2 separate regions of the Mus musculus genome follow, and region 2 is linked to region 1. A link is a loop called in an ENCODE intact Hi-C map of the cell type or tissue named here. Cell type or tissue: left cerebral cortex. All regions are shown on one strand. Each heading gives the region's core, and the rest is flanking DNA. Links, peaks and the distances in the headings are about the cores only.

What was found. A loop is a pair of places that touch in the nucleus more often than their neighbours do. Peaks named below come from ENCODE experiments on the same cell type or tissue, not always from the same donor. Only the 100,000 strongest peaks of a DNase experiment are listed, where the experiment ranks them.
Region 2: it touches region 1 in a loop (2.3-fold over the local background); 1 of 42 quality-filtered maps calls a loop at or near these places.

What each region holds. Positions count from the first base shown.
Region 1 is chr6:49,534,278-49,547,228 of GRCm38, reverse strand. It overlaps the pseudogene Gm5305. Among named protein-coding and RNA genes, the nearest start is that of Gm31226, 93 kb to the left of the region's middle. In left cerebral cortex, for the core only: no CTCF peak of the experiment used is centred there; a DNase peak (open chromatin) is centred at 8,430.
Region 2 is chr6:49,631,992-49,644,942 of GRCm38, reverse strand. Gm31226 (a long non-coding RNA gene) reads right to left here and starts at 11,312. Exons shown (of 5, transcript XR_377650.2): 1 at 11,237-11,312; 2 at 8,666-8,918. In left cerebral cortex, for the core only: no CTCF peak of the experiment used is centred there; DNase peaks (open chromatin) are centred at 3,502, 5,745 and 7,141.

The DNA.
Region 1 (12,951 bases), core at 1,634-9,633:
AACTCCAGTTCCAGGTAATCTGGCACCCTCTTCTGGCCACTGTGGCCACTGCATGCATGAAGTGCACTGATACACATGCAGGCAAAACACCCAAACATAAGATAAAAGCTGAAAAGAAACTACAAAAATGAGAGAGAGGGAGAGGGGGGGGAGATAGGAAAAAGAGAAGAAGAGACGAGATACACAAATTAAAAAGGAAGAATGAATGAGTGAATGAATTATCAGAGACTTATATTCAAGCCCAGAATGTAAAACGATTGCCTTCATAGTCCAAATGCTACAATGTCTCAATAGTTAACAAGATGATGCTGTAGTGCTGCTCTTGACACACACAGGATTTTCTCTCTGGGATTCTGCAACTGAGTGATTCAGCTGCAGTCAGAAAGTTGCACCCACAGAATCCAAAGAACAGAAAGTTCTGGAAGCCTTAGCTGGAGGGAGAGTCTTTGTGGGGTGTGATGTGGCTGCCCCGGTTCCTCTCTGTGCTTGTTGCAGATAACCTTGATCTCAGTTGGGGTTTTAATGGAGGTAGACTGGTAATGAAGGGGAAAATAACTTCTCTCCCTGCCCCTGCTGATTCCTATTAGCTGTGTGTGAGTTTGTGTTCTTTTCCGATGTTTACTTAAAAGACATCATAAATGTTAGCTGGAGACCAAAGCTAGCAAGAATGGCAGCCACAGAATAATGAAGAACCAAGATTAGACATCTGAGGAAAACATTTTACCTTTATGCAAGTACCCTTAGCAGCCACACCATCTGTTGCAGTGCATGCTGGGAAAACAGCTGGGGAGGGGACCCTTCTTCCCTTTCTGTGAACACTACCTATGCCTCCGTTTTGCCGCTGTATGATGAAGCTATGAGTGGAAACTGGATCCAAAGGTAAAATTACAAGTTGCTTGCAAAATGCAAACGTATACAGCTGCCATTTTTGAGCATCGAGCACCTGACAAGCCCAGGGCCACATGCCCTGTCTCACACTGTTCTCACGGCACTGTGAAAGGCAGGCTTGCCTCCAGTTTACAGGCAGGAGAGCTCAGAGAGGGTAGTCTATCTTCCCAAAGTCACTCAGTTGGTCTGTGGCAGACACCTGGTCCTGAAAGATTTCTATCTTTGTTTGTCTCTCTACCCAGTAAGCAGGGAGCATAGGTACTGGTATAGATACTGAAGAGGTAGGAAGACAGCCTCCAATAGGTTCTGGTTTATATAACCAATCCCAGTCCATATGTTGAAGCCCTAACCTCCAATGTGACTGTATATGGGAGATGGGACTTTCATGGAGGTGGGGTAAAGTAATATGGAATAAGGGAACAGGGCTTTTAATGCTATGAAGAGACACTGTGACCACTGCGACTCTTATAAAGGAAAGCATAATTGGAGCTGGCTTACAGTTTCAGAGATTTCATCCATTATCATCATGGTGGGAAGTATGGCAGCATGCAGACAGACATCGTGCTGGAGAAGGAGTACAGAGTTCCCTGTCTGGATCCTCAAGCAGCAGGCAGAGTGTGACACCGGTCCTGGCTTGAGCATTTGAAACCTCAAGTCCCACCCCCAGGGACATTCTTCCTCCAACAAGGTCACACTACTCCAACAAAGCCACACCTCCTCACAGTGCCACTCCCTATGGGGGCCATTTTCAGTCAAACCACCACAGTTTAGGTGGGTCCAATAAGATTAGTGTCCTCACAAAAAGACACGAGGAGACACTAGAGAGCTTGCAGAGTCTCTGAGAGGAACACAAGCAAAGATGGTGTGAAGACACCAAGGGAAGGCCATCCACATGCAGGCGAGGACAGCCCTCACGAGGAGCTGCCTATTGTCACAGAGCAGCTGGTGCTCAGCTCAAAGTCACACCTCAGTTGTGTACTTGCCTTTTCTCTGGCATGGCCTTGTGAGCCCTTTATTTTGGTTTGGTAGCTATGTATTTCATTTTTTCTTTTTTATTTGCATATAATAATTATATATAATAATGGGTTTCTTAGGAGTTTTCACGAACTACTATAATGTATTTTGATCTCATCTGCCCCTGTCACCCTGACTTGTCCCTCTCGCACCGCTGCAGCCCCTCTTCCTCATCGCAGATGCTCCCCCTTTCTATTTTCATGGGGGAAGGGCATGCTTTTCTTTTGTTGTCTTCCTTTTGGTTTGGGTGGCCAATCGTATTTCTTTCATTCATTGCACGTGCATGTGTATGAGCTCTGTGTACGTCTATCTGTGCATTCATCTTCACATGTGTGTGCAAAGGCACATGTGTGTGCAAAGGCACATGCCCAAAGTTGAAGTCAAGTGTCCTCCTCCATGTTGTCATTTCTTTAATTAGGTATTTTCTTCATTTACATTTCCAATGCTATCCCAAAAGTCCCCCATACCCCCCACCACTCCCCTACCCACCCATTCCCACTTCTTGGCCCTGGCGTTCCCCTGTACTGAGGCATATAAAGTTTGCAAGACCAATGGGCCTCTCTTTCCAATGATGGCCGACTAGGCCATCTTCTGATACATATGCAGCTAGAGACACGAGCTCCGGGGGTACTGCTTAGTTCATATTGTTGTTCCACCTATAGGGTTGCAGACCCCTTTAGCTTCTTGGGTACTTTCTCTAGCTCCTCCATTGGGGGCCCTGTGTTCCATCCAATAGCTGACTATGAACATACACTTCTGTGTTTGCTAGGCCCTGGCATAGTCTCACAAGAGACAGCTATATCAGGGTCCTTTCAGCAAAATCTTGCTGGTGTATGCAATGGTGTCTGAGTTTGGTGTCTGTATGTGGGATGGACATGCCCCAAGGTGGGACAGTCTCTAGATGGCCTTCCTTTAGCCTATGCTCCTTTTTTTGTTGTTCCTGTATTTCCTTCAGACAGGAACAATTCTGGATTAAAAATTTTGAGATGGGTGAGTGGCCCCTTCTCTCAACTGAGGGCTATGCCTATCTACTGGAAGTTGTCTCTTCAGGTTCTATCTCCCCTCTGTTAGGTATTTCAGCTAATGTCATTCCCACTGAGTCTTGGGAGCCTCTCACTTCCCTGGCATCTGGGACTTTCTAGTAGTCCCCCCAATTCCCTGCCCCCAACTGCTACATATCTCTATTTATTCTTCTGGCCTTCTGGACGTCTCTCCTGTCACTTCCCATACCTGAACCTGAACCCCTTTTCTCTCCTCCTCCCCTTTCCCACCCAGGACCCTCCCTCTTTCTACCTCCCATGATTATTTTTCCCCTTCTAAGTGGGATTGAAATATCTACACACTGGCCTTCTTTCCTATTAAGCTTCATATGGTCTGTGAGTTATAGATGCTCCAACATATAACAAGGGCACATGCTTTACTATGTCCATAGCAGCCTTATTTATAATAGACAGAAGCTGGAAACAACCCAGATGTCCCTCAGTGTAAGAATGGATAGAGAAAATGTGATACATTTACACAATGGAGTACTACTCAGCTATTACAAATGATGACTTCTCTCTTTTTCGTGACACCTCCTAGGCGGTCAGCTGTGTCAAGATGAAGCTGAACATCTCCTTCCCTGCCAATGACTGTCAGAAACTCATTGAAGTGGATGACGAACGCAAGCTCCACACACTCTATGAGAAGCGCATGGCCACAGAAGTTGCTGCTGACGCTCTTGGTGAAGAGTGGAAGGGTTATGTGGTCCAGATCAGCGGTGGGAATGACAAGCAAGGGTTTCCCATGAAGCACGGTGTTCTGACCCATGGCAGAGTGCGCCTGCTGTTGAATAGGGGGCATTCCTGTTACAGACCAAGGAGAACTGGAGAGAGGGAGTGCAAGTCTGTTCGTGGATGCATTATGGACGCTAATCTAAGTGTTCTCAACTTGGTTATTGTAAAGAAAGGAGAGAAGGATATTCCTGGACTGACAGATACTACTGTGTCTCATCGGTTAAGACCTAAAAGAGCTAGTAGAATCTGAAAGTTTTTAATCTCTCCAAAGAAGATGATGTCTGTCAGTATGTTGTCAGGAAGCCCTTAAACAAAGAAGGTAAGAAGCCCAGGACCAAAGCACCCAAGATTCAACGCCTTGTTACTCCACGTGTCCTGCAACACAAACTCCGATGTATTGCTCTGAAGAAACAACGCACTAAGAAAAACAAAGAGGAGGCTGCAGAATACACTAAACTGTTGGTCAAGAGAATGAAGGAAGCCAAAGAAAAACTCCAGTAACAGATTGCCAAGAGACGTAGGCTGTCCTTGCTGAGAGCTTCTACTTCTAAGTCTGAGTCCAGTCAAAAATAAGTCTTTAAAAGTAACAAATAAATAATGACATTGAAAAAAAGATGATGACTTCATGAATTTTGCAAGCAAATGGATGGAACTAGAAAATATCTTCCTGAGTGAGGTAACCCAGACCCAAAAGGACATGCATGGTATGTACTCGCTGCCAAGCTTCTAAGACAGCATCCCACCTCACTCCACTACTTCCTTCAGTTCTTACATCCTCCCCACCCCCTCTTCAGTGATGTCCCCCAAGCTTTAGTAGGGATGATATACATGTTCAAAGAGTTCCTCAAGCTAGAGATGGCTGAGATTGTCTCACCAGGCAAGGCAGGTGGCTTTCCTGTGGTGGCTTTCCCGTGGTGGATTGAGCACCATTCAGGACTGGTGTGGCATTATCAGATGCCATTCCCTAGTTCCTAGTCAAAGGCCCAAGGTCACTCCCAGGTGGTCCCTGGTGCAGTGGTTTGAGGGCCCCTTCAATAAGACCCCTAGTGATGCGGTGTCAGTGGGGGATTCCTTGCCCTCTTCAAAGAGAAATCATTAAAGTCAGTCAAGATTTTTCTTACTCCTCTATTTAAAACTTTTGAATGTTTCCCTGTTACAATGAGAATAAAATCTAAACCTCTTTCCATAACCACAGCGGCTGCCTCACCCCCCCTCCCCCCTCCTTGCTATCTATTGTATAGCAAGGACACCATTCCAAGGAGCTAGTTAGAAAGATATCATCTCAGGTCACATGATAAAACTAGCAAATCAGAATCTTTGTTTTAGCAGGACCCCAAGATGACTGATGTGCACAAGGAGCTTGAGAAGCACTGATACAAAGCACCTCCAGTTTCCTCCAGTCCTGGCCGCTGTTGTTTCGCTTCCTCTGTATGCTGCCTTAGCTGGTCTGTGAAGAAGGCAAGCATTTCCAGCTCTGGGTTCTACTTAAAATGCTGTCCCTCCAAGACCCTCACGTGTTTATTCCCTCTCCTAATTTAGGTTTTTTCTCTTTTCTTACTCCCTTAAGATGTCTCTAAGTATCCTAAAACAACTGCCCACTCTCCCACTGAAGGCACACATTATCCTCCTTTCCTGCTTTACTCTCTTAGTGTTATATATTTGTTTCTGGATTTTTACTTTATGTTATTATATAAGCTCTGTCTGAATAGGAAATGGTTTTGTTCACTGTTAGAATCCTGGTGCTTTCAGAGTTTGGGGGATATGGTAGATATTTGATACTCTCTGTGTGAACTAATGAGTGAACAGACGAGGTTGGAAGAGGCCATGCATCTCCTCACTACTGAATCGAATCTGCTTTATCTGAACTCAGAAACTTTGCAGAAACAACATCAGCTTACTCTGCAAACATGGACTGAGGTCCCTTTGCCACAACTGCACACTTCTTATCTCTTTCACTTGGATAAGAGTATACAGCCAAACAGATTGTAAATTCACAGAGCCATCCATGGTTGAGAGCAAGCATTTACAGAGTGAGCGTCTACATTTCTCAACAAAAACCTCACCTTCTTGCCCTGCATAGATATTGATCTCTGGCTACAGCTTTTTCATTTTTTGCAGTTTTAACAGTTATCTTCTTTATTGTTTGAGCAGCCACAGAGTTGAAATAATAAAATATAAAAGGCATATAAAGGAAAAGACTATCTCCTCCTCCTTTTCTCCTCCCCGATTACAATCAATGATACCTGGTTCTCAGAAAGACTGTATCTGGTTCTGTTCATTTTCCTACCGAAGGGTAGAAAACTATAAGCTCACATCTTCATCTTAAGTTCATTTTACTTTACAAGTTAACATGAAAACCACTAAAAACCAATATTGAAGAAGAGTCTCCCTTCTTCCAGGTGTCCATAGTTTTCACTTGCATGAGTCTGTGATCATTATTTACCAGTCAGCTCCCTTTTGTCAAACAGTTAAGCTGGTTGAAGAACTCTAAGAATACAAACAGAGCTTCCTGGAAGTCTTCCATGGTCGACACACACAGTACTTGCCCTTCATCACACAAGATTGCCATTTGTGTGATACACATCCTTTAACTTTCACATTTTTCCAACCAGCAGCCATTTCTCCCCTCGTACCCATTTTCTTGTCTTTTCATTGGTTTTCTTTGCTTTCATCCCTGCCTGAATGGTGTAGCTACCTGAACCAGAGCCATCAACATTCTGGTTTGCACTGAGGAATAAAACCATGTGTCACCATCTGAAGCAGCGAACCTGAAGTGGCTGCGTACTCCCTGCTACCGTCTTCTGTCTGCTGAGGGAGGGCTCAGATCCTATGTGACTTTGCTCCTGGACTTTTTTTTTCAAAAAGGCAGAAAACAATAACAACAAAAAACTGGTTTCACTATAAAGTCCAAACTAGCTTGGAACTCACAATCCTCCTGTCTCAGTTCCCAGGCTCTGGAGAATCTGGATGTCTACATACCTTGAGAACTTTTATTTTCCAGCTTTTTGATACTGCAACATGACATGATCTACAAGTGTGCTGGGCCACAATTGTTGCTATCCTGGGATCCATAAAGCCTGTGAGAGGCAGGTTGGCTCTGCTTTATGTCCTCCTATTTATACAGCCATCATTTGGGTGGGCATTTTCATCCCCACATCAGCGTTGAGATTCAGAGAGCTTCAGCTACATGTCCAGGAGAACAGCTAACAAAGCCAGACTTAAATTATTCCATTTCTTAGACCACAGTGCATGCTTTCTCTCCTGACACACACACACACACACACACACACACACACACACACACACACACACTGCTACATTGTGATTAAACTGAGCTGGGAAGCTAACTCCTGTTTTAGCATCATTTCTTCTGGAAGCATAAGTGACCTGTGTAAAATAACTTATCTAGGATTCTGTAACGCTGGATTTGTTCACTCCTTTTATAAATCTTCTATCTCTTGATGTCTTTTCTATTTTTGGCACTGCTAAGGATTGAACCCATGGTCTTGAACATGCTAGGCAAGTACTCTAGCAATGCCTCTAGCCCTTTGCTACCTCTTATCAACCTACTGAGCATTGTGCAAATTAAGAGGAAGGATTCTGTAAATTCTTGTTGGATCTTAAACCATGTCTTGTTACTATCCACTGTTGTGGTGTGTCAGTCAGTGTTCCATTGCTGCGAAGAGAGACTATGATGATGGTAAAGAAGCATTTAATTGGGGGCTGCCTTATGGTTCAAATGCTTAGTCCATTACTGTCATGGCAGGTAGCATGGTAACACACAGGCATACATGGTGCTGGAGAGGTAGCTGAGAGATCTACATCCGGATCCAAAGACAGCAGGAAAAGAACACCACCAGGACTGGCTTGATTGAGCATTTGAAACCTCAAAGCCCACCCCCAGTGACACACTTCCTCCAACAAGGCCACACCCCCTAATCCCCGTCAAGTAGCACCAATTCTTAATGACCAAGCATTCAAGTACATAAGCCTATGGGGTCCATTCCTATTCAAAACACCACAATTGTTTTATTACTAACCACTTAGATTTGTTAAATAGATCCTTATGAATCAAGGCATCTTTGTCGATCGTGTGTTATCTGCAATGGGTGAGAGCATTTTCTTCCACAGCAAACCGGTCATTAGCCGAGCCGGTCACATTGCTTTGAAAGCACTCCTTGCATGAATGCTGAAACTTGATTCTAAAAGCAAGGATCCAGCCTGGATTCCCTCTGTTCCTGAATCCCTCAGATCAAGTATGTGTCAAAGTCTATTTAAATTGCCCTCATGCCCACTGCCCCATCCTCCTCCAGCTATGCTCTCCTGTCTGGACAAATATTCTTTTCCCTCCACTCTGGATCCATCATTCCTGTCAAGTCTATAGCTCTGAGCACAACTACTGAATATTCATGTGCTTTCTGCTGTCGCTGCTTCTCACTCTGGTTGTAGCCTCACTCACCTTCTGTGTCATAAATATTTGGGACAAATATTTGTATAGTGGAAAAAAATGCTTCAATTTAAAACTGTGTTGTCTAGAGGATACCCCCAAGCCATCTGATTCAAGCCTTTCCTTGCTAAGCAGTATCTGGTACACTCTGCCACACTATTTCCAGCTCTGATCGTCATCCTTGAGTTGCTGTAGAACATGTGTTAGTATTTCTACTCTTCACATTCTCTTTTGAACTAGTTAGAACATCTGCCAATTTCCCTCCCTGCATAAGTTAAATCTTTAATACATATTCATTATAGCTTCATAAGAATCATGATTTACTCTTTTTAAAATTTTGTCTTTTAACACATTCTTTTCCCATTGCCTACTTGCATTACACAGTACTTCGGTCATCTCTGTAGAAGGAAGTACCTGGGTGCTGACCATAACAGCTAACATGCCTTGGCTCACTACAGTCTTTGACTAGCTCCCCTTAGCAATGGTTTTTTCTTTGTAAGAACTTTTTATAATAGTGAAAACACGTGTCTTTGTAAATTGGTAAACCACTAGTTATTTTAAGAATTTTATACGCTTACTCACTAAAGCCATGATTCATTGGTTTTCTGTATATTCACAGAGTTGTGCAGCCACCACTACAACTAGCTCTACTTACCTACTCCAGAAGAAAGTCCCTTCTAAATCCCGGGAAAACACTAATCTACTTCCTGTCTTGGTGGCTTTCCTTGCTGTAGACATGTCATATAAGGTGAATTATTTGCTTCACTCACTTAACATGTTTTCAGAATCAGCCCATGTTGTTATAAGTATGTGCCCTTCATTTCTTTTTACAACCAAATTAAATCATATTTTATAGATATACTTCATTTATTTATCCACTAATCAATTGAATACTTGGTGTTTTCCACTGTTTAGCTACCATGAGTAATGCTGACGAGAACCTTCATATACAAATTTCTCCATGGGTAGTTTCTCTTGGACATGTAGCTTCACTGTCAGACTGTTTTCCAAGGTTACTGTTTATCTTCATTGTCAACACGCACATGTACATACACACATACCCATACACCACACACACACACACACACACACACACACGAGGGGTTCTAATTTATCTATTTGTCAGTTGTTAACACTTGTCATTTTGGAGGCTTGTAACTGGAATCTGGATGGGATTGTACAGTTTACATGATTAGTTTTCTGAAAAGTACAGTTTTTGAGACGCCTTCTGGAATACTTTGGAAGGAAGGTGAAGTTGTTCTGGGGCTCTCCTTTGTGGACTCATGCCAGTATCTTTCCTGTTTCCTTCCTGACTTGTCAAGAAGATACTGTCCTTCACCAGTACAGGACCACCATTGTCTGTAGAGGCTCCATTTTCCCTATACTCTTGTGAGACACTAAGGGAAAGGAATTGGCCTCGTGATCACTTTAAATACCATTTTAGAACCATATAATTGATGTGTATCTGAGTTTTTGCTCTTTCTGAGCTAGACATGATCATCCAGGTTTATGTTTACTCCAGGTAGAATCTCACAGCTCCACACCCAGCACACAGGTTATGCAGTGGGTTGAGGGGGATGGGATGCTGTGGATATAGGAGAAATCAGGGAAAGGAGCAGGAATGTTTATGATCAAAGTACATGGACTGAATTACAGAATTACCAAGATATTAGTAAAGAATATATTTTCAAAAAACACAGTCTCAGTCTCAAAAGAAAAATATATACACTAAGTTATCATCTAATGTACAGATAAGGGCACAACCCACACATGGCTGCAAAGCTTGAGTAACTTTGAATCCCTGACATTAAGAACTGCCCTAGCGATACAGATGGAGCAGAGACTGAGGGAATAGCCAACCAATGACTGGCCCAACTTGAGAACCATCCCATGTGTGAGAGAGAGAGAGACACTATTAGTGATACTCTGCTATGCTTTCAGACAGGCACCTAGCATAACTGTCTCCTGGGAGGCTTCATCCAGCAGCAGATGGAGATGCAGAGACCCACAGCCAAACTTCGGGTGGAGCTCAGGGAGTCTTATGAAAGAGTGAGGGATAGAAGTAAGCAAGTCAGTGGGGTCAAGGACACCACACGAAGACCCACAGAATCAACTAACCTGGGACCATGGGGGTTCACGGAGCCTGGGACAGCAATCAGGAAGAGTGCAGGAGCTGGATCTAGAGCCCCTACAAATTGTAGCAGATGTTAGGCTTAGTCTTCACGTGGGTGCCCTAACAAGTGAAGCTGGGGCTGTCTCAGTCTGTGTTCCCTGCCATTGGATCCCCTTCCCCCTACCTCAACTGCATGATTGGGCGTCAGTGGGAGAGCATGTGCCTAGTCCTGCTGGCTCTAGTTGTCCCAGGGTGGGTGGTAACCAAGGGGGACCCCCCCTTTCCCCGGGCCAATGCGGGGAGGAACTTATAAGGGCAGGACTGGGAGGAGAGGAGGGTTGGGTGCTGTAATTGAGATGTAAAGTAAATAAAAAGAAAAACATTAAAAAAAAAAAAAAAAAGAACTGCCCTAACAATTCTAAGCTATATTTATAATCAGTTTGCCATGTGAGAGGGGAAACTTTTGTTTTAGCTCTGAGTATTATACCTCATGGTAGCTGCCTCTGACCCCCAAATACATGCATGCATGCTTCCTGGCCCACGTCTGAACTCCCCAAGTGAAGCTCTGCCCACCATCTCAACCATTATAGACATCTGTAATAACCACACACATTAGATTTCCTTACACTCAGCTTTTTATTATTTTTCTATGACTTAATACAATAACTTTCACCAGGGCAAATTTACTTCCAGTCTTATTTGAAGAATTTCATGGATATTTATCTTTCATGAGGATTTCCTTCAAGAGCATTTTCCTAATTTTTGAAGTGACTAATAAACAAAAAGACAGTATTTATGACACTGAGTGACTCAGCATATATGCACTTGTTCAGCTGGTTTTCTTGAGCCAGAGTCTTGCTTTGGATGACCTGATAATAGCTATGTAAACTAGATATAACCTAGGTGTCCTGATAAATAGGGTTAGGAATTCATGCAAATCCTATTGTCTTAGCCTCCTGAGTGCTCATCTTTCTGATATGTACACACACACACACACACACACACACACACACACACACACATACACACACACACACACAACCAACATAAAAGTCAATCTAACATCATTGTAACATAATTTAATACCTCTTATATATCAATTTTTAAAGCAATATATAAATTGTCAAGTCTCCCTTTGTTGACCTTGTCAGGATCCTAACATTATCAAAGCTCTATCCAGGAGTTCGTTCCCAACTTCTAGGCTACAGAGGTCACTAAAGCCTCAGCTTCTTATGTCACTGGGGGTCAGTTGTTTCTGGTTTTCTTTCTTAGTATCAATGAACATCTTCACTCTCATTATGCTGGGTTATTTTAACAAAGACAACAAATTATTAGTGGCCCAAACTCCTTCATAACTGAGCGAACATACTGTGGTGATTTGAATAGGTTTGCCCCCTATAGACTCATGTGTTTGAATGTTTGGCCCATGGGGAATAGCACTATTAGAAGGTGTGGCCTTGTTGGAGAATATATAGCTTTGTTGGAAAAGCTTTGGAGGTAAGGTTTGAGTTCTCCTATGCTCTAGCTCTTCCCAACATGGGACAATCTTTTTCTGCTGCTTTGGGTAAAAATGTAGAACACTCAGCTCTGTCTCCAGCACCATGCTGGCCTGTATGCTGTATGCTTCCCATCATGATGATAATGGACTAAACCTCTGGAACAGTAAGCTAACTTCAATTAAATGTTTTCCTTTATGAGAGTTACCTTGGTCATGGTGTCTCTTCACAGCAATAAATCCTAAGACACATATGTACAAAAGTTATTTTTCCTACAAATACATCTGAACACACAGTGTTAGAATAAGATATCAGAGTGGTGGGTTCTGTGAAGGAGGAGCTCAAGATAGATGCAGCTTGTTCCACATATGTCCTTTCCTTTCACTCAGTACTGGTAACAAAGAGTCAAAGAAAACTAATGAACATAATTGCAGTCCCTACTTCCCCTTAAATTGGTATAAGAGTTAATTGGCTCACTTCAGTCTTTTATTTAGGCTAAAACTGACAATTCCTGTATTCCACACTAAATTTACTTACTTGCTCTATAGAAATGAGCCTAGCAATGGCTTTGTCTGAAAAACTAGTTTCCATTAAAAGGACCATCTCTCTTAAATGTAGTATCTTCATTTTATGAAAATTAAACATGCACAGAATTAGCATTTATTTCATTAGATGTAGTGTGAATGCACCACAGTGATCCAAGAAAACCGTCTTCACAACTAAAAATAGCAAGTGCCTCACTTACAGACACAGCCGAATGTCTGAGAGCTGAGATAGAAACAATCTGTTTGGGGTGCAGAGACAAGCCTTCCAGACCACTTCAAAACTTAGGGAAATTCTACATTTTCATGTTCGCAGGAAACAGGCTTATACAGAAATAGTGCTGTTGTACTCCACTGTGAACTCACTCAACCAGGAAAGCCTCAGGGAAGGTTGGTGACACCACAGCACCCTAACAGCACTTAGAAAGCAATTCTTGTTTGCTTTTACTGCAGACGTGCCTTACCTGACATCATACTGGAGGCTCTCTAGGACAAAGGTTTGTAAGGTTTAAAGTTGTCAGCATCCATCCTTATCCTATGCATTATCTTTTATAAAGATTTTTTTAATTTTATATGTGATGTTTATATATATACATATATATACATATATACATATATACATATGCATATATATATACATAATTTTTCATATATGTAATCCACACCAAGATTGTCA
Region 2 (12,951 bases), core at 2,878-10,877, 96 kb before region 1:
GAGAACAGTGCACATCCACCCGAGGACTCAGTCCACCCCACCATGTTCAGGTAGCCTTGCCACCCCTGTCTCTGTCCCAACACCAACCACCCTCTAGGAAGCTGTTCTGGTGAATTGGTGCTGCCCTTGACAACAGGGCCAACATGGCAGTTCAGTGCTATTTGTAACATTCTTACAGTGGAAAGTATAAGACATGATCTGAGGGAGAGTTAGGGAATGGCGCCCCTGCAGTAAGCTGCTGACCTCCACTTGGTGAGTGCACTAGGTCCCCATTAAGAAAACTCCAACCTTTTCTCCATACCAAAGGTCTAGCTAGCTACCACTGAGTTTCTTGTTACATTAACATTACCTGGGGAGATGTAAGCCAGCATGTGTTCACCCTGCAGAAAGCACCTATGACAGACTGAAGAAATGATCCCACCAGCTTGGCTTGGTAGACCAATGAGTTTATTGAACTTAGTTACCGGAAGGGATCACCTTATTGAAGCCACAAATGGGCAGCTACCCCATGGAAGAAAATGTGTCTTTCCAGAAATGGTGCAAGCTTGTGTATGCTCGGGGAGGGATGGTCTCACATGATACATTGTGACTCCTGTTCCCTCCACAGAAGAGTATTCATGGGCCATTCTTGTGAGGCTGTTCTTGGGGCGGGCAGGGCCACTGTTATTTCAAGATAGCATTAGCCATACCATGCCAGTGACAGAGTCCCACAGCAGACCCCAGCACAAGAGAGGCCCCACCCCTTCTCCCCGCCTGCCAAGATTGAGTTAGGAGGAGCAGGGAGCCTGGGGCTTCTCAGGAGCTACCTGCCATTCCAGCCCAGTGCTGACAGTGTCTAGACTGTGCTCACTAGCCGATTCATCTCTCTGGTTAATGAAAAGGTTAGGGCAAGTTGATGTCCTAATGTCCCCGTGAAATGAGACACTCTCTATTCTATGAAGATGGATCCAGGTCTTCTGTTTCTTCCTTAACCTTTGAAGAGATTCCCAGCTTTCAGGAACTCTGTATTCTGCTATATCTGTTTCTTTCTCTCTCTTTTTTTAATTGAATATTTTATTTATTTACATTTCAAGTGTTATCCCCTTTTCTGGTTTCCCCTCTGCCACCTCCTATCCCATCTCCCCTTACTCTGCTTCTATGAGGGTGCTCCCCCACCCACACACTCACTCTCACCTCACTATCCTAGCATTCCTCTACACTGGGGCATCAGGCCTTCACAGGACCAAGGGCCTCCTCTCCCACTGATGCCAGATAAGGCCCCTTCAGCTTCTTCAGTTCTTCCCCTAACTCCTCCATTGGGATCCCAATGGTTGACTGTAAGCATCCACATCTCTATTGGTCAGGATCTTGCAGAGCCTCTCAGGAGACAGCTGTATCAGGCTCCTGTCAGCAAGTACTTCTTGGCATCCTCAATAGTGTCTGGGTTTGGTGACTGCATATGGGGTGGATCCCCAGGTGGGGCAGTCTCTGGATGGTCTTTCCTTCTGTCTCTGTCCCTCTCTGTCCCTGTATTTCCTTTAAACAGGAGAAATTCTGGGTTAAATTTTTGGAGATGGGTGGGTGGCCCCATCCCTCAACCAGGGGGCCATGCCTAACCTCTGGATATGGTTTCAACAGTTTCTCCCTCCCCTTTGTGGGGTATTTCAGCCAGTGTCATCCCCATGGGGTCCTAGGAGGCTCTTGCTTTCCTGGCATCTGGGACTTTCTGGTTACTATCCCCAGTTCCCCATCCCCCATTGCTAAACACCTCTGTTCAATTTCCTGACCCTCTGTACATCTCCTCCATCTCCTCCCATACCTGATTCTGCCCCTCTTTTCCCTTCCCCCTCTTTTCTTCCTCTCACGTCCCTCTCACCTCTACTTCTTTTAATTATTTTGTTCCCCCTTCTAAGTAGGATGAAGCATCCACTCTTTGGTCTTCCTTCTTCTTGAGCTTCATGTGACCCATGAGTTGTATCGTGGGTATTCCACGTTCTTTGTTTAATATCCACTTATCAGTGAGTACATACCATGTGTATATATCTGTTTCCTAAAGGCCACCCTGACATGCCCCTAACCGGGCCCCTTGGGAGAAACAACTCTGGTTTGTTTGTTTGTTTGTTTGTTTGTTTGTTTGTTTGTTTGTTTGTTTTTGGTTTGGATTCACATCACTATAACATGTCAGCTTCTTCCAGAACCTTATGGAACTGATCAATAAAGCATGGAGAGTGCCTCACAGTGCCTGATCTGCAGCACACATACCAGGGTCCCTGGCTTTGCACCTGTACAGTATTCGGTCTTCACATCTGAAGTGCCCTTTAAGTTCCTAAACATGCAGGGTTGCTGTCTTATTTAATAATGTTACTGAAAGGTCTTTGTAAGTGTCCCTTTGGGTTCAGGACACTCAATATACTTTATGAAGGGTCCTACATTGCATCAATGACCCAAGGTAGAGCAATCTTAGTCCCAAACAAAGCTATGGTTTTAATGAATGTGTGATCCACAGTCCTGCCCATTAACTAAAATCTTTCTTAATAGAAAGCCACAATGAGGAAACTTTATGTGCTGTGTCCAGTTCCTAAGCAGCATCATGTTCATACAATGTATGTGTCAAGTATACTTTGATATAACTTTGCACCACATATACAACACACAGTAAGCAAATTAGAGGATCCTTCAATTCCAAGATGGACAGAATTAGAAATTAGTACATTTCACTTGCAATTGTGGCTAAGCACGGAGAGCTGCTTAAAATTTGATGCCATTCCTATTTCCATAAAGATAATGCACTAAGAAATGCTTTCACATCCTATCCCCAAAAGTCCCAAGGCATATGAACACTGAATCCCCACATCTGCCTGTAGGCAGAGGAGGCACAACACAACCCTGAGCTAGAGGAAGTCAGCAGCCCCCAGCAGCTGTGAGCCCAGTGGTATAACCACCTTGAAGAAGGAAAGACGGTGGTGAGTCGGTAGTCATTCACAAGACTTGGATGGGTCATCCAAGTCATTCCTTGGATGGGACCAGGTTACAGCATGTGTATTATATGATGTCCTCATTCAATGGAAGCTAAAGATTTTCTCAACTGCTGAAGGGCTGTGCTGACTTCATCTTGGGCTTTGTTGAATCTGCACACAGACAAGGGTCTGGCTTCATTGTCGTGGCTGAACATGCCATTTTCAGGGTCTCTAGCAAGAGAAGTAGCAGTTGATGAGAATGAAGACCTATGAGCCCAAACACCATCATGATCTGGTGATGAAAGTTTTCACCTTGGCTGTTGGTTGAACTCCCTTTACTCAGATGACTCCTCTTTGTTGTGTCCCCATTTGTCGTGTTCTAAGTCATTATTTCCACTGCTTACTGGGCTTTGCCACATGCCCTACAGTCACACTGAAGCAGAAGCCTCTCTCTTAACCTCACTCTACCCTCTCTACTGATCGTCATGACTTGTGGCATCGTGACTAGACAACTCAGTCAGCTCCCCCTCACTATTGCTGTCACATCCAGTGAGTCACTAAACCTGCAATCTGTCTCCAGTGTCTCATCCAGCCACTCTGCCCAGCCATCCCTTCGGAAGCTGTACTCATCCAAATCATGTTCTTGCCTCTGATATTATCTTCCTGCTTCTTAGTTCATCTCTATTCCAGGATGACCTTTCTGAAATTCAGGTCTAATTCAGCACTGCCTCGCTAGAAAATCCTCCCTGGTGGTCCATGTTGGATTAGCTCAACAATATTGATCTTGTCTATTACTGACTCCTTGTGACATCTCCTCCTCCCACAAACTCTGTTAGTCTGGACAGTGAATGGCTTCACTTGACATATCCTCCACAAACAAGTGAAAGAATTGATCCAGAGTTGCAATGTTTCAGTGAATCTAAGAGGCTGGGTTTCAAAGCCCCAGATAGAATGTTTCAAGCTCTTCTTCTACCACTGGTCACCCTGCCACTGGCCAGTGACGCTTAATCAGTCTTCAGCTCTGTGAACCAAGGTCATTCTGTCCTGTCCTCGGTGAAATTTCCACCTGAGGAAGAGCAGAATAAATGGAGCTGGGCTTGGAGGTCCCAGGCTGAGAAGGGTAGAAAGCTCTTATTACTGTGCGTGCTCATGCTATTGTCTCAGATATTGGCAGCTAAACAGGAGGGGTTTGCTTAAAGCTTACTCTTTAATGCTAAACTTCATTGGTCTCATGCCCACTTGCCCCTGTCTTACCAATGTAGTTCCTGCTTCCCCACTCTAGTCTCCAAAAGATATATCTGGAATCTCCAGGTTTGGGTTCATCCTATACAATTAAAAATTGTTCACGTGTTGACACTTAGAGAAAAGAAGGATATATATTTCAGGGGACCAGATGGATGCCTCTGAGTCCTTGGGGAAAGTGCAGCCTGCATGCTGTAGGCTAGGCAAGTCTTCCAGTGCCCATTCTGAATCTGAGACTTGTGCAACTGCTGGTTAGAAGAGGGGCTTAGGAAGGCCAGAGTAGCCTGGTGGTCTCTCCCCAGTCAGTAACTGATTGTTCACTTCATTTCAAAAACTACAAATGGAGGCTAGGCTCAGGGTCAGCCCTTGTGGCTGTGCACATTGCCAGACCTGACAGGGTCCATTTGCTAATATCACACAGCTACTATTTTGTTTCATCAGAGTTTGAACTCGAGAATCAAAAGCCAGGCCATTAGTCATCTGGGAATATAAATGGAATTTCATGTTCCTATGACTGATTGGTCTTAATTTATGAAAAAATAAGGACTCTGTAAGGACAAACAACAAGAATCGAATATATACCCTTGCCAGGGCTCATAAAATGGCCTGTAATTGGTCTGGGCCTCTGCTCTTTCGGTGCTCTGGGCAATCTTAATATCTTTAAGAAACTAAAAGCTTCTTTTCTAACCTGTTTGGCCTTAATTGATGATCTCAAGGTCAAAGACAACGTATTTATGTTTCATTTTTCCCCTTTGCAGACCAAACAGCAGTGTGAGCCCAAGTGCTCACACATATATCAAATGCCAGATATAAAAACAGCATATAACTGGGCAGAAGTCAAGTCCTCTGACATGCACGTGCTTGGCAAAATGGGTCTAGGGCATTCGCACATAGAAACATGCATTTTCAACACCTGTATTATTAAAATTGTCCTTAAACAAAATGCATCACAGAATATGGTGTATCTCCACTAACTCTGTAAAGGGTATTTTCAAAATATAAAATTAATATTGGCACTAGACAGTATCACATGTACCAGGAAGACCATGTATATAAAAATAGTCAACCTTGAGAAAAATTATAGTTCCTTTCTACTCACTTAAATGGCTCCTCTGTACTGCTTAGGAAATTGCTATTGAGTCCTATTATACACGGAGCATCAGTCAGGAAAACAGCAGACAAAACAGACAAAACGATGCATCCATTCAAGTGAATACAATTTAAAAAAAAAAAAAAACTTAAAAGAAGCAAACAGTCTCAAGTTATGACCTGTGCCTCAAAGAAGGTAGAGATGGCTCAGAAATCAGAAGCAACCTGAACATCAGCCAGCCCTTTCCTAATGTCCTATGGATAAAGAAACAGCTCTCTACTGCTGAGATGACTCTCCCAAGGACACACAGTGACCATCAATCCCCTCGTTTCCCAGATAAGAAAATGTGTTAAAGCTACATTCCAGACAAAGGCAGAATTTCAGCACAAACCAAGTGACTCCTAGGCTTGATTTCCACACTCTGCATTGACATTCTCCCGTGAGTGTGACTACAGGACCAGAAGCAGTGGGAGTCCTGTGCACTGGCATCGACTGCCTTTTTTAGGCTAGTAGGCAGCTCCAGGCTTCTGCTCGTGGAGTGGAGTTAAAAATCTGGTCTCCATAGAGACCATCCAAGGTGTCAGCCCTGACCAGGTGTGGTGGGCATATCTATACTCCCAGCATTTAGAAGAATTGGCAAGTGTAAGGCCAGTCTGAGCTACAAAGAAACTCTCAAAAAATAAACAAGAGCAAAAGGACCCTGTGATGGCTCCAGCTGGTATGTGCCAGCACAGACAGACCACTACTCCTGTTGAGGATTTGAAAACATCATTTTCAAGCCCAGAGTGTCAACAAAAGGATGTGTATCAGCCACAGCTCATACGATGTTTCCGTACATCACCTCCCTTAGGCGGCAGCAGCAGCCCACTTTGCAGAGGAGTGAACATCAGAATTGTTAACTAACCTACCCAAGTCACTGAATGAACAAGAGTCAGGGCCAGGACTAGAACCTAGAACTTCAGACTTTAAGATCTGTGTTTTCTCAGTACAAGTTACCCCTTAACAGTGGTTGTTTGGAGAAATGCCTCAAATATGGGCTTAAATAATAAAATCATTACCATTAACTAGAGGTTGGGCTTTAACCTACACTATCTTGTCCATGGGTGACTGGCTTAAAAAGTCAAAATGCGATAGAGCAGCTGAAAAGAGAAATAGAAGTTAGAAGCAAACTCCATCACATGTCCAATATGGTGGCCACATGGTATGGTAGGGATAGAATGCATCCAGTATAAATATCCATAATAATGGGCTACTAAAAAGCACCTTTTTGTTACCCCCCCACACACACACACACACCTCATTTCACATATAGCAATTCAAGTCTCTAGTATACATACTTTACAGATGGAGAATGAGAAGAACAGACAGTTATCGGTACTTGGATATAGATAATTAAAGTGGGTTTTCTGTTTCCAGGGTCCTGATGTCAGTGGCTATCCTACTCTGCTGTGGTTCCACTGTCCTCTTAAGCTCACTCCTCTGTAGCCATCCAGCTTTTAAGAATGGTGTTGCTTTGAGAAAAGTCACCTCTCTCATATCACAAGTAGGCTTCATGAGCAGTCTATCATGTCCTTTAAAGCTTAGTCCATCTACCTCTTTCTGCCAAGAACTGAGTGGGGGAAACAACAGGAGTAGATGGCTCACTTGGCCCCGGTGGGCCCTGAGGGCAGTGCTTCCTGCCAGCTGGATCCTGAGCACCACTAGTCCAGCTTTCTCAGGATGGTTCTTCAGATTACCCCTGCCTCCAAGACTCTGTACCTAGTATACTCTCTGAGTTAAATGAGTCAGAGCCCACTTCTATTGCTCACCAGCAAACTCTTAACATACTGTCATCAGTCCCTGGTCTGCTGCCAACTCCTGAATGACTCCACTCTGCCCCCTCAGAGTCTCAACTGTCTGAGCTTAGTAACTAAATTAGAAAGATTCCCCACTTTATAATGGTTCTAAAAGTCTTGAATTTTATTCTATGATTCACGGGTCTCCCTGATTCTCACTAGGTCTATAATGCCTAATCCTGTGGGTAGGCAGAGAACCTTCTGCTTTCTCATTCAGGCTACAGAATGCTTTCCATGAAGACCTGATTCATCTGTGCTCATTTCTCTGGAGTCCAGGCTCACTCTCCACAATAGCTACTCAGACTTGCTTCTTTCTCTCCACAGTCTCACCTTTGCCCAAGGGATGTTCCGATGCCCTGCTTTAGTAAGAATATTGAAACCATTCATCACTCAGCCCACAGCCCAGTGTGATTCTCATCCTCACAGCCTTAGCTTCCTTTCACTGCTTATATTAGTTTCCTTCCTGAGATAGAGCACCATGACCAAGGCATCTCATAGAAAGAAGGGTTTAATGTGGGCTTTCCATTGCAGAGGTTTAGTGTCCACAAACCAAAGCATGGTGGCCGGAGCAGAAAGCTGAGGGTTCACATCTTGAACCACATGGACGAACCGACCAGAAAAAGTGACCTGGGAACGGTTCGTGGCTTGGAAACCTCAAAGCTTGCCTGCAGTGACATAACTCCTCCAGCCAGCCCCACTTCTTAAAGCTTCCCAAACATGCTACCAGGTAGGGACTAAGTATTCAAATGCCCGAGACTATAGGGAACGTCTCCTTCAAACCACCAGGCAGTCTGACTTTCCCCTTCTCAAGCATACCTCTTCCTGAGGATGCAAAACATAATTCAACAAACCAGTGGCTTTCTTCTAAAACAAAAATAGCATCCTTTATTAAGGCATAATTAACAAAGACTCACACATTTGGTGGGTGCAGTTTGTTTTGAACATATGCAAACAATTGTGATACCCATCAAGGTGACATAGATATGCAACACCTTCCTAAGTTACCTTGTACTATTTTGATTTTGAGTTTTTTAATTCTATCTACCTACCTACCTATCTATATCTCACTTTACCCACCTCTCTCTCTCTCCCTCTCCCTCTCCCTCTCTCTCTCTCTCTCTCTCTCTCTCTCTCTCTCTCTCCCTCCCTCCCTCTCTCTCTCCTTCTCTCTCTCTCTCTCTCTCTCTCTCTCTCTCTCTCTCTGTGTGTGTGAAGGTATGTGTTTGTGTATGTGTGCATGGGAGTGGGGTATGTGCACCTCTGTGATCTGAAAGCAGAAAAGGGAGGATGGGAACCCGCAAAGTGGGGTCAAGGAAGATGGGGAGGTTAGTGGGTCAGGAGGAGGAATACAAAATATATTGACATGTATACATGAAATGTTATAATTTAAGCCCATCACTTTGTATGTTAACTTAACTTAAAAATTTTAGTTACATTATAAAATTGATCTCCTCTATGCTGAGCTGGTCCATGCTATGTGACCACACACGTGCTTCTCAGCATGGTCTCCCCCTCCCACTGGTGCTCCTTACTCCTCTTCACTCCTGTCACTGCTCACTCACCTTCATCCTCATCTCTTTGCTAAGCATCCTTTTCTCCTTGGCGTACCCTTCATCCCTGGGTTGCAATGGCTGTTTCTGCCCTGGGACTTCCAAATCTAGCTTGTCCCATCTTGTCTTCTTTCCTTTACACTCATGAAGTTTCTTCACCGGTCTGTGGTTCTCATCAACATCTGTCTCCAGCTCCTAATCCACAGCCTGCTGAGGATTCAGCAACTTACAAACATCCCACGTGTGTCCAGCAGTCCATCCATCTCTGTTTTGTGAAAATTAAACTATGAGAGAACCATTATTGATAGGTTGGAATCATAACAATTTAAATTCTCCTTTAAGATTTTGGTGTGGTGTAAGTATTTACAATCAATGTATTTGCTTTCAATATTTGTTCAGGAGCTATTTTTATTTTTTCAAAGAAATGACTGCCTAGCATATACTCAAAGAACTGTTTTTGCCTGGACTACTCACCCCTCACCTCTGGTGTATCAGTCAAGCTGGCCTGCATTCTGCCAGAGCAGACAACACAAAATCCCAACGGCACTCAGCGGCAACAGCCTTTCTCTGCTCTCACATTATGGTTAGGGTCTGTGCCCCCTCTCCATACACTCCAGAAGCTACTAAGGCTGATGGCAACGCCAAATCTGAGCATTTTAGCCTCAGGGCAGGGGAATCAGAGCTGCAGAGGATTGGGACAGATAAGTAGTCACCTCTACCTGCAAGTGATGTCCATCTTGCTCATCATTGGCCAGAATGACCCCCTCAGCTGCCTTCACTACACAGCAAGCAGGAGTGGAGTCTTGCTGTGTTGATTGGTAATGTTAGAAACTGGAAACACTTGGTAACAAGAACTAATATGTTGCAAGCTATCCAGGCTTCTCAAACCACTGGAATTAGTGTCACAAAAATTGGGCCATGTCCTTGCTCTCATCTATTAGTTCAGTGGCCAAAGTCATTTGACCCCCTCAGTCTCATTTTTAAACACTTCTGTTCCCAAGAACATATGCAGTACTGCAAAGGGACCATTGCACTTGTCTATAGTAATGAGAGGACTGAGTCTAATGTGACACTAATTTGGTGGCTGGTTTATGAAGCTGGGGGCATTTGTAATGTCACTTATGAAGACACGTAAGATGAGCAGATGTGGCAGCTGGGGGGGGGGGCGAGAGGGTCTCCCCTGGGAACTCTGCAGAGCCATCACACTCTTCCTGCGCTCTGATGCAGGGTGTCACTCCATTCCTGGCTTGGATCTCTTCCTATACCAGCCAGCTTTGTGCCTCCTCTGTACAGTGAACGCCTCAGTATATCCTTTAAGGAAACACCCCAGTAGCTAATGATCTTCTATGCACCTCTGCTCTCTCCCAATAATGTCACAATTTGGCAATCAAGCCTTTGCCAGGAGGAAATTTATCCACGCTGAACCAATTCCAAACCTACCTTTTACCTTTCAAGTTCCTCCCCTCTATACTTTTCTTGGCCATTGCAATCTGTGCAAAGAAGCTGATTTTTCTCCCGGCATGGAGGCATTTTTTTCTTCCTTTCAGATCATTACACACGTGACTATTTTGTATCTCTAACAATTTTGGTAGCAGTTCCTAGCACATTCCATTCCTAAAGGCTGCTTTAGTCTCCCCTCAGATAGATTTATGCATGGTCTGAGAAAGGAATAATTACTTCAATCCCTGAGCACAAAAAAAAAAATTATTCAGGGGACCAGGCTGCCCACCCTATAAGCAAGGGCATTTTAAGTATCACATGTCATCCTGAAACTTAACCCAACAGTCACATCTGATGAGTCATCCTTGAAATTCAAAGGAAACAGCAGTTACAGGATGCCAAGACCTTTTATGGCCCCCACTCCTCCCCCACCCCACCCCACCCCCAAAATGTTTCCTGAAGGTCAGGCCTGGGAGAAATAGCTGTTCCTCACATTTCAAAGTTAGGCTTAAGGAGTTTTGCATGTAGCCCATTGGCAGAGTGTGTATTCAACCTGTATGAGGCCCCAAGTCCAACCCCCTAAATAACTTAGCAAATAAACAAGACTATCTAACACCTGCTTTGGTATCCCAGACCAGTATGAATACAAACTACTGCCCTTGACTGCCTCTGTGATATGTGACTAAAGCAGAAAGAAGAATTCTCATCTCAGCTGGAACTTGTTCCAGAGGGAGGCGACCATTACCACCATTACTGAAGGCACTGCAGGGACAGACAGACCAACCCCAGGGCTGAGCTCCCAATGCAATCTGCTCAGCTGGAGGAGCCACAAAGAGTCAAACCTGGCAACACACCATAACATAACAAACACCAGAACGTTGGTGGTGGGGGTGGCTACAGACACCCTAAATGAACAGAAGGAATGTGACGGAGGCATTTGGCAGCACCTCAGAGACACAGGAGCATACAGACCTTGCAAAGGGAGCATTTGCTGACTACTTTAGAGCCACTGCATCCTCCACCAGGTGGAGAAGCCTACTGCACTCAAGGGAAAAGCAGAAACACACTCTGGTGACAGCCAGGTTTTGGGGGGTGGGGGTGTATGGCCCTTCCTTTGCTCCTTCCTGCCTAATTCCCACTTACCATCTGTGAGGATCTCTTGTGTCAGACAGGAGAAGAACGCCGGCATCAGCTGTGTGCTTTCTGAGCTGACAGCCTCATCAGGGAACCACACACAGACACATCTTCCCAACAGCTGCTGCTTGGCTCCAAGGACGATATCTTGAACCTGACTCAACACAATTTCTTGTCTTCATGTTTTCATTGTGTTTGGGAACATATTAGCAGTTCAGATTTTATTGAATTATAATTATTTTAAGATAAATTTATTTTAGAAAGATTCCAACTGAGAGAAATTAAGACTCCCCGGCAAGCACACACATAACCGGTTTATGGTATTCTTTGTTATTTATTTTTTATTTTAATTTCTGGCTTGATAATTCTACTTGAATTTTCTTTTATCTTTTAATGTGCTGAAGTGAATCTCGAGTTGTACACAAATCACTTAACAAAAACGTACTGCGTTTGGTTGGTAGCTCACTAAGGAGGAATCATCAGAGAATAGAATGGGGAAAACCTAATGGGGTAAATTCACACTTTCAATTTTTAATTTTTCTTAAAGCAAAGGTTTAAAAATAGAATCATAACGAGCTTTTGTTTCATGAATCCATCTTTCTGGTTCTGGCCTTCCAATCGTTTCCTTAGTTAGGGTTCCATTGTTGTGATGAAACACCATGATCAGAAGCAGGTTGACAATGAGAAGGGTATGTCTGTCTTACACTTCCACACTGCAGTCCATCTTTAATGAAGCCAGTACAGGAACTCAAATGGGCAGGAATCTGGAGGCAGGAGCTGATGCAGAAGCCATGGAGGGATGTTGCTTACTGGCTTTCTCAGCCCGATGTTTTATAGAACCCAGGACCTCCAGCCCAGGAGTAGTCCCACCCACAATGGCCTGGGCCCTCCCCCATCAAATACTAGTTGAGAAAAATGCCTTAAGGTCTCGCCTACAACCTGGTCTTATAGAGGCATTTTCTTATTGAGGTACCCTTCTTTCAGATAAGTTTGTGTCAAGTTGACCTTTAAACTGTCCAGCACACATCTCAACTTGCCAGTCATAAGCACCAGATACATTTGACAATGACAATTTCTTATTTATGTGCATTATGAAGGAAATTTATAGGTACCAACTGGGCCTCTCTCCCAGGAGCCACAGAAATACATGCAATATGCACAATCCCAGCAAGCCCCTCAACACTGAGGTGCTGTCTAAAAGGCAAAGATGTTTCAGATACAGCCCACCTGGCTCCACTCTCAGCTTTTAATCCTGTCAGTCTGAGACAGGGAGGCAGATGGCGGCATAGGTAGCTTTCCAACATTGTGAATCTTCTTAATTAAATTAAAATTTTACAGGAGAAATTTTAAAACTTAATGTAATGGCATACAATTACCTTAGGAACTGCATGCTTGTAATGCTACCTGATGCTCATTTTCGTGTTCTTCTGCGATACAAAGTTATTAACTGAGACCATGGGTACAACCATATACTTGATAATGGTAACAGAATGTGAATTATCTATTGTATAATTATAATATAGAGGAAAGGCAAGTGTAATCAAAATTTCCTATGCTAGGCCATCAGCATTTATATGATATGTGTAGATGCATATTTAAGCATAGAAAAGAGTGCTTAAAGAAGGTAATTTTCATTTAAGGGAAGAAATTCAAAGCCTGGTGCTCCGGGTCATTTGAGGTTCAAGACTCTATCAACCCTCTATGCCTTCATTCTTAGTGTTTGG